2 separate regions of the Homo sapiens genome follow, and region 1 is linked to region 2. The links are chromatin loops, found by intact Hi-C in ENCODE. Cell type or tissue: mammary epithelial cell. All regions are shown on one strand. Each heading gives the region's core, and the rest is flanking DNA. Links, peaks and the distances in the headings are about the cores only.

Region 1 (4,397 bases), core at 314-4,313, 130 kb before region 2:
TTGGTGAAGAAAAGCAGCTGTTTTCAGCTAACTAGTCGTTCTCAGCCCTGGCTGCACCCATGCCTATAGACCACACCCCTTCCCACAACCTTTTGTGGCAACCTCAGCTTAAGCTTTTGTCACTGTCTTGAAATCACATGACTAGTGTTTTTTCTTTTCTTTTTTTTTTCTATTTCCGGTAGGATCATTAGCTCATACAAGTCATCAGGGAAGGACTCATCCAGCTCCCATCTCTTTCTGTGGAGCAGCATAATGACTGTGTGCACGCATTGCAGGGAGCCTCAGGCACTCAGACCTACAGGGGACTGGTGTGAAGCTCCTCATTTCAAATGCTCCGCTCTATTGCTCTATCTGAACATGAGGACCTTCTCTTGGCAGCTTAGATCCTCTGTTACAGCAAAGGATTGGCTCCAACCAATGGGAGCCAGTTGCTGGTGGAAAATATGATTACCAACACAGAGGCAGCTGCTGTTGCTCTTTGTTTTTCTAACTTTCAAAAGTGTGGAACGGTAGTTAAAGCCCCCAACAATCTTACTCCTTTCTATCCCATTTCATTTCACCGAGGGTTCAAGGTAGCTGCACTCCAAGTAACATCTTCAATGATCATATTCAAAGCATGATGTCACACAGGGATAAGAGTAGCAATTTTTTTTTGAATCAATATGTAAACCTGACTCCTTCATTCAGGGTTACAGCTCTCCAGTGTTTTGGCCTCTCATCACATGGCTCTGATGTGTGGATCTTTTGTATAGAACCTCTTGGCTGGTGAAAGTCTGAACTGAAAAGGCACCAGTATCTGTTAAGACAATCCTGTTAGCCTGTTATTACCTGCCAATTACATTGTTCCTTGTTTAGAAATCCAGTTGAAAGAGGCACGCTAAGAACTCCATCAGAAGTAGCTGGTGTGGATTTTTGTAAGTATGGGTAGAGAATCTGCCTACGGCAAGTAACACCAGTGCTGGCATGCCCAGAAAATTCCAGCTGGAGGTGGGAGTAAGTGGCACTTGGCAAAGTTGCCCTCTTGACCTACTTGTTTAATTTGGATGGAAAAATGTGTTTTGTTTATGTATTTTTTTCAGGAAGCCATTATGGTGAGTCTTTCCAATATAATTTCCACTGAGACCTCTCTTATTCAGCTCAATTTTCTCTTGGGCTGAGGCTGACAGAGACATGGTTGGTGGGAGAATCTGTCACCCTGTGGAGCTGAACAGTCTTCAAGATAAAGCTGCCTGCTGGCCTTTCACTCCCAAATTGCCTGAAACCTGGTCACGTCCCAGCCAATGTCCTCTGCCTTTTGATGAGCTCCACTGTGAGGGGAGAACTAGAAACTGTGAGGAGTGGGTAGACTTTTTCCTACTGCGCAGTGAGATGGGAATTTGGTTACATTAAAAAATACATCTGTATTCCTTTTATCATGCAGATGAAGTAAAAAGGAGTATATAAAATAAATTTATAGTTTTGCATTTAAAAGAGACACAGACAGAGAGAGAAAGAGACATCTTTGGCCTTTGTTATTTGTTTGACATCTGCAGTCCTGCTGGACCACTAGCTTGGTGAGGGCAGCTGGCAGGCAAGCCTGTGTGCTGTTGTAGCCAAGCCCCTAGCACAGCTCATAGTAGGGGCTCAGTAAATGTTGAATTAATAATTAATCTCCATATCAAATTTCCTCTTTGTCCGCAGTCATGAAATTCATACGTGTCTTAAGTTTCAAAGCACTGAGTGAATATAGCTTGCCCTAAAGCAAACAAACAAAAATAGCATTGCTTGGAAAGATCTCGTTTAGCACCTTAGTTACCACAAGTGCTCATTAGGGCTTTCTTTTTCTCTTGAAGGTGTACATTTGGCTGAGCGTGTGTAAGTGGGTTATGTGACTAGCCAAATGCCTTCTCTCTTCTGTACTTGAAGCCCTGCTCTCCCAAGCTGAAGAGTAGATGACTACAGGGAAAATGTGACTCATAGCAAGTGTTGTTATTAAATCACCTTGAAGTGTCTCTTGTAAAAGATAACTCCCTGCATTGTAGAAATGTCTTTGACAAGAGAGGATTAGGGTGAAACTGCAATTACCTTGACATAAAGGAATGAATTAACTTTCCAACTTGCATTTTTGCAAGGCATAGATTCAAGCTGCTTGGAATATAAACATTGAACACATTCACAATAGCTTGGGGCACTTGAAAATTCTAAAGATGGGCAAGGAGCCCCAAGATGCTAGGCAACTTCAGAGGTATTTCTCACCACAGAGGGAGTGCCTGTCTGGACAGAAACCGCCAGTGCAGTTGTGCAGTGTCTGCTCATGTGTCAGCAGGGTTTAGGGGACCGTCAGGACGAATGCCTCCTGGAGCTGATGCCTGCAGGGTCTGCCCGGAGGAAACAGAGAAATGCTCTTCCAAGATTTGACTTCCAAAACTACCCATTCACTCGACTCAGGAAATATTGACCGAGCACTTACTATGCGTTGGGGCGTTGGGCCGTGAGTTCAGGCAGTCTTGGCTGTCAGGGACTTGGAAAAGTCACACGTTAAACAAATCGTGTGGGCATGAACCTCAGTCAACAATTCATGTGCAAAAATACACACTTTTGTTTGTTTTCTTTAAGTCAAAGCTGACTCTAAGCTCTCATCCTGCCAGGGCAGCAGGAAATTCCAACTCCTAGTTTTGCACCAGAAGCCCAGGGCCTTCACGAGGATTCTGAAAACACAGGAAGGGCCTCTGGTTTCTGGTCCATCATAGCTGCTGCCAACATCTCTATTTTACCTCAGTCTCCAGATGGGCAAGCAGGCCAAGATGTGAGGCAGCTCAGTGTGTTCTGCTGTGTCAGTGTGACCTGTGGGTATATGAATGTCCACCTGAGCTGGAAAGTCCATGACAAGGCCCTGGCGTCCTCAGGTGCACGCCTTGGCCATCTCTCTGAGGAATATTCACAGCTCCCTAGGCACACTTCTGTCGGAGACACAGGCAGGCTCTAACCAGGGAGGGGAGGGGGTGGTCTGCAGAATAGGGCCTGAGCCACCCTTGGATGATAGGGGAGTAGGTACTCTTGTCCAACTTCTAATAGGAGACTGGGCACTTAATTGTCCAATTTCTTTCCTCTATCATCTGTCATATTCTTAACAGCAGCCATGTCAACATATGACTTAAAATTGTTAAAAAGCCCAGCATGTTGGGAGGCCAAGGTGGGAGGATCTCTGGAGGCCAGGAGTTTGAGGCTGTAGTGAGCCATGATTGTGTCCCTGTATTCCAGTCTGGGTGACAGAGGAAGACACCAACTCAAAACAAAAAATTGTTTAAAAGGCTGAATTTTTAGTAAATGTATTCAGGGGAAAAGTATTCCACTAACACTTGGTTACATTTCAGTCTGGTCTCTGCTAAGCTCAGCATCTGTCTACCGTCATCCACCTTGAGAATTTCTCTCCTCTCTTCCTGTCATCGAAGGAAGGGCTCTCACCCTTTGCTTTGCCTGCAAAGGACTGGGTGTTTTACATGAAGAACAATGTCTTCCTTCAGCTTCCACTTTCTCTCTGGAAAAATCCCTGCAGCAAAGGAATGCAAAGCCAGGCACCTGGTAGAAATGAAGAAATGGAACCACAGAACACCCATGAATGAATGGTTCAGCAGACTGTCCCACCAGGCCCCAAATCACAAAGCGCATGAGGATAATGAAAGAGGAATTGCCTGCAGCCAAGGGGCACATGGTGGGCTGGTCTGAGGGGCCAGAGAAGGCCTCCTGGAAAACGTGTTGACTAGGATAAGGTCTCGAGGATGAAAAAGAAGTTCACCAGGGAAGCAGGGTTAGGATGTTTACAGGGCCAGGTCACAGAGGGAGAGGGGCAGTCAGAGAGGGAGCAGGTATGGCCTGAGATCTGAGCAAAAGCCCAAAGGGCAAGAGAGGAAATATCGATGGTGACCCAGTGGTTGTTGAGTCTGTCCTTGTCCACTGGGTCCCTTACAGGAGGGCTTTCCCTCATGTGGTTTGTTTGTATGGGGCCTGTGTATTTAGGGACAGCACAGATAGAGGCAAGAAGGAATCAGAATGGAACCTACAAACGTGGAGGGGAAGGAGCCACAGCCCCTAGAGCCACCACATGTGCAGACCCAAGTTGGAATGGATCTCGGAGCTGGCGCTCTGGAGTGAGCTACTGACACTCTCACAGTCTCGGCATCTCTGTAAGATTAGAACAGTAATTCTCACATCCTAAGTTGTGAGACTTTAAAGACTCATGCACAGTGGATATTAGGCCAGGCCTGGGCTGCTTGCCCTCAGCTCTATTCTCTCCCAATCCTTGCTCTCTCTGTGTGTCAGGAGGCCATCCCTGCAATCTCCGGTGTCAGCCAGATCTCTGGCCTGTTGAGGCCTTGGCAGGAGATTGGAGGGTGGGAGGATGAAAGAAGCCCAGGTAT
Region 2 (4,397 bases), core at 223-4,222:
AATTTCCCCTAACTGGAAACAATGCAAATAGCCATCAACAGTAAAATAGATGAATAATTGTAATATGAAAACTATACAGCTGCGAACATGAATACATTAAAATTACATGTTCCAGCATGGACAAATCTTATCAACATGAGCTGGGGAAGAAAACTGAGACAAAAAGAACATATCCAATATTCCATTAATAAAAAGTTCAAAAAGAAACTAATTTACATGGTTTACGGATGTATACCTAGGTAATAAAACTATAAAGAAAAACACGAATGTAGTTACTAGCAATCTTAGAATATTATTTATTTCTAGCAGTGGAGTAGTGGTTGTGATGGGAAAAGATGTAGTGTGTGTGTGCATGCGTGTGTGTGTCTGTCTGTGTGTGTTTCCTAAAATGTCAATGGTGCTGTTTTACTTGATCCAGGTGTTCTCTATTTTTCTGCATTTAATAATCAAATAGAAATGTGGAGAGTTAGAAAAAGTAGAGAAATGAGAGGATGTGAAAAAAAATACTGTGAGAGACAGGGATAGACAACATGGCAAGAAACTAAAGCCTGCAGAAAAATATTGTTAATAATATATTCCAAATGGGCTATACAAAGGAGTTCTTAGGATAAAGCTACCTGATATTCAATTTGATATTGCTGGCATTTCTTTTCACATTCTAAACCTTCAATAAACTCTGTTAAATAAATATTTTGAATGAGATTTTAGGAAAATCAAAGAAAAGTAACCAACCTATAAATTAATTTAGAACAAGGATTTTTTGAGAAAGGTGAGGAGTGGCCATGAGCATGTGAGCCCCTGAATGTGTACAGTAATCTTGGAGAAGGGATGAAGAGTACCAAAGGATCTGGAATCGGGCTTCAGTCAAATGGATTTGAGTCTCTAAAGAATAGTGCCTTACCTGATGCCCAGAGATATTGGTTTATGGCAGTATTTTCTCTTCTTTCTTCCATACAGAAGTCTAAGACTTATAGGTAATCAGATTTATTGGTCTTTATTCTTTGATTTCTGGTTTTCATGACATGCTTAAAAGACATTTTATCATGTTTGAGCATCTAAATCCTTGATTTGTCCAGAGTTCTACTTAGTGGAAAGATGGAAGGAGTGCTTACTTTTGTTTTCCCAAAAAAAAACCCAGCTCAATCTTTTTCTCTGATAATTTGAAATACCTCATTTAACCATGTGTTAAATTTTCATATTTACACACACTCTGTCCTATTCCATTGATTCTATTCCTGTGCTACTTCTATTTGATTACTATAATTCTTTGATAAATCTTAAAGTCTGATAGGGAAAGTCTTCCTTGTCAGTATTTTCTTGGCATTGCCCCTTTGATTATTCTTTCAACCGATAGGATCATTTTGCCATATTTAAAAACAAAACAAAACAAAAACCCTCTTGGGACTTCTGTAGATAAGTCATTGAATTTACAAATAACTTTCAGTAGATACACAGAATATTCTGTTTAAGAACTTAGTGTCTCTAATTATTCAGTTATTTTTTGTATGTCTCTCTATTGGGTTACATATTTTAAAAATCAACATCCTAAATATTTATCATCTTTAAACTATCCTGTTTATCAGTTTCAGCATCCAGTATTAATTTTAGAATCTATATTGATAGACATTTGCTTATATATTAAAAGATCAACTACATTTCATTAGGGGATGTCAGTTGGGTGTTAAAATACATTACATATATTAAAAATAAATTATATATAATTTCTATTTAAGGGAAAGTCTTCCCAGATTCTGGCACTGGGTTGATAATCTTTCTTTTGGGTGGTGTGAGCTTTCAAGTTTTCTTGCTTTTCTTTTTCTTCTTAGAAATTTTAAAGGGAAGCTGGGAGAATACCCCAGGAAACTCTAGCCAGGTACCATTTTAAAGCAGAAGTCTGTTCACTGACTAATAAATAATAAAATTTCAAGGCATGATTTATATGCCTTAATGCTACTCAGGGTTACAAATCCAGTTTGTACTTTATTTCAAACCCATTCCTTTCACCTTAATTGGTATATGCATCCAATATTTTGAATGTAGATGATTTCAGGGTATACTCAATATCAAGGCATGTGGACTGTTCTACCACCTGTTATTGTTTCTTTTCACCAGAAGAAACTAGAGCAGGGATCTTGCTACTTTTATTTAATTCTGACTTTAGACCTCTTATGATAATCAAATGTCAATTGCCCAAGACTAGGGATGGAAAAGCACTATACTGTGTGCTGGGGGGTTCTTCAAATAAAAGATTGGGTAATTTATATTTTTAATATAAGTGATTTAGACCCTGAGGCTTTGATCTAATTAAGTAGAGAATCAAATTAGCTGGAGATTAAATGAAGATAGAATGAGGGGAAGTCTTGCTGGCTCTTGAGTTTTCTAAGAAAGGCTCTTTGCAGTGCAGTGGTTCTCAACCTTGGCTGCATGTTGGAATTAATCAAGGAGCTTCAAAAAAATACTGATGCCCAGGCCCCAGGCCCAGAGATTTCAATGCAGTTTGTCTGATGAGCAGCCCCCGTATCAGGAATTTAAAAGTCTTCCCAACTGATTCTATAATAATATGCAGCTGAGGTTAATAATGACATAGTTCTTAATCCCAGTTGAACTAAGTGCCACCTGGAGGCTGGTTTAAAAATATACATTCCAGGGCTCTATCTGGATCCCTTCTGATACAATGGACTGAATTAGGCTCTAGGAATCTGCATTTCTAATAAGTGTCCATGTGATTCTGATGTTAATGATTCCTCCTCTACAAGATGTATCTGACTGTAGTCACCTCTCTCCCCATCCACCTTTAACTCAGCTCTCAGAATATCTTTCTTAAATATATATATATATCTTCCCAATTTAAAACATTCACTGGCTGCCCCTTGTCTACAAAATAGTCTTTAGTGCAACTTTCCAGGCCTCCCCAGCCCCAGCCTTTGTCCATCTTCTTGGCCTTCTCACCCACTTCATCCCAATCTCTGTCTACCATGCTCATTGCATCCTTTCCTGATTAACTTCTGGCTTCTTTTAGAGTCTTTGCTTAAGCAGTTACCTCTGACTTCATAGACCTTTCCCATCTTCAACCACCTAATCCTGCTCTTCTAGCAGCTGGAATTCCAACACTTTCATGAAAATTTGTTTGATCTTCTAAAATTAGGATATTCACACTTTCCTCCACATGCCTATTGCAACTGATCTGCACCTCTCCCTTATTTGCTTTGGTTTGGTTGGACCTGAGCTGCGGAAAGTTGAGTTCATCTTACCCCTCTGTGCATAGCATCTTATCTTCATGGGTCAATGCCAGGATCCTCTAATATGTTTGAACTGTTCATAAACATGTGTGTACCCTCCTAAAATAAGACATGCTGCCTCAAGTATAGTTGGTTTTGTTCTGGAAACCTCACTCTTTTTTTCACTTCAAATTTCTTTTATGATCTATCCACACAACTAAAATTAAATCAAATTCATTTCATCTACCCACTGCATAGCATCCCTTAGAGGGCACTTACCACCACATTTTACTCTTCTTTTCCCGTCTTAATGGATATCTAGTTTGCCCTGAATTCTCTACTGCCACAAGGAGGCCACACTGAACATTCTCTTAGGTGGCCCCTGGTGGATCCATATGATAATTTTTTTAGATATATGCCAGAGAATGTAATTACCTAGCCATAGGGAATAAACTCTCTTAGTTTCTCCAGATACTGTCGGAATGCTTTCTGGACTAGCTGTGCAGTTACACCTCACTTCTGGTCTTAGGCACTCACCTCCTATAGTGTACTTATCCCTGGTGAGGATTATGGTCCCATAAATCATGCTGGCACGGGAAGGCACCATTTATGAACTTATTTATAGGAAAAAGTGAATCAGGATCTTGAAGTTGCATGTGATTGTGCAAAACCCTTTGAGATATTTTTATGTCCGCAGAAACAGTAAGTATATAAACTACATACTTACTAAGGAGATCATCAATGATATTTTATAAGCTAAAAGCAATAATAGATGTTTTTATGAATGGAAGTAAGAGATCCAAAGGTCTTGTCTGTCCTGCAAAAAAAAAAAAAAGGTCCGGAAAACATGGTGATTACACCTTGATTAGGCCAATTTTATGACCCTAAGTGACTCAAAGAGCACTTTATCTGAGATTTTTGCTGCAGGGGAAATAATCTTTCAAAGTCAATTCACAAATATTGAAGTTTTAGAGACGGGAAGAATGTTAGTGTGGAAATTGCTGTTAGAGAGCAAGCTCCTTGAGAAGAGCATGGAAAAATAATTGTGTACAGTTAACACTTTTGGAGAACTTTTTATGTACCAAGTACTGTACTAAACAATGTATAAACATTATCTAATCTTCATTAATCCTGTGAATAGGTACCATTTTTGTCATCCCTTTTTAAAGATGAAAACAC

What was found. A loop is a pair of places that touch in the nucleus more often than their neighbours do. Peaks named below come from ENCODE experiments on the same cell type or tissue, not always from the same donor. Only the 100,000 strongest peaks of a DNase experiment are listed, where the experiment ranks them.
Region 1: a loop joins it to region 2, with 2.4 times the contacts of the local background. A loop is called at or near these places in 2 of 110 quality-filtered maps.

The regions. Positions count from the first base shown.
Region 1 is chr9:20,317,633-20,322,029 of GRCh38, reverse strand. No RefSeq gene overlaps it. Among named protein-coding and RNA genes, the nearest start is that of MIR4473, 91 kb to the left of the region's middle. In mammary epithelial cell, for the core only: no CTCF peak of the experiment used is centred there; DNase peaks (open chromatin) are centred at 859, 1,959 and 2,209; H3K27ac peaks cover 2,552 bases.
Region 2 is chr9:20,190,818-20,195,214 of GRCh38, reverse strand. It overlaps a transcript of SLC24A2 not described here. Among named protein-coding and RNA genes, the nearest start is that of MIR4473, 220 kb to the left of the region's middle. In mammary epithelial cell, for the core only: CTCF peaks have their summits at 2,621 (motif pointing left) and 3,575; no DNase peak of the experiment used is centred there.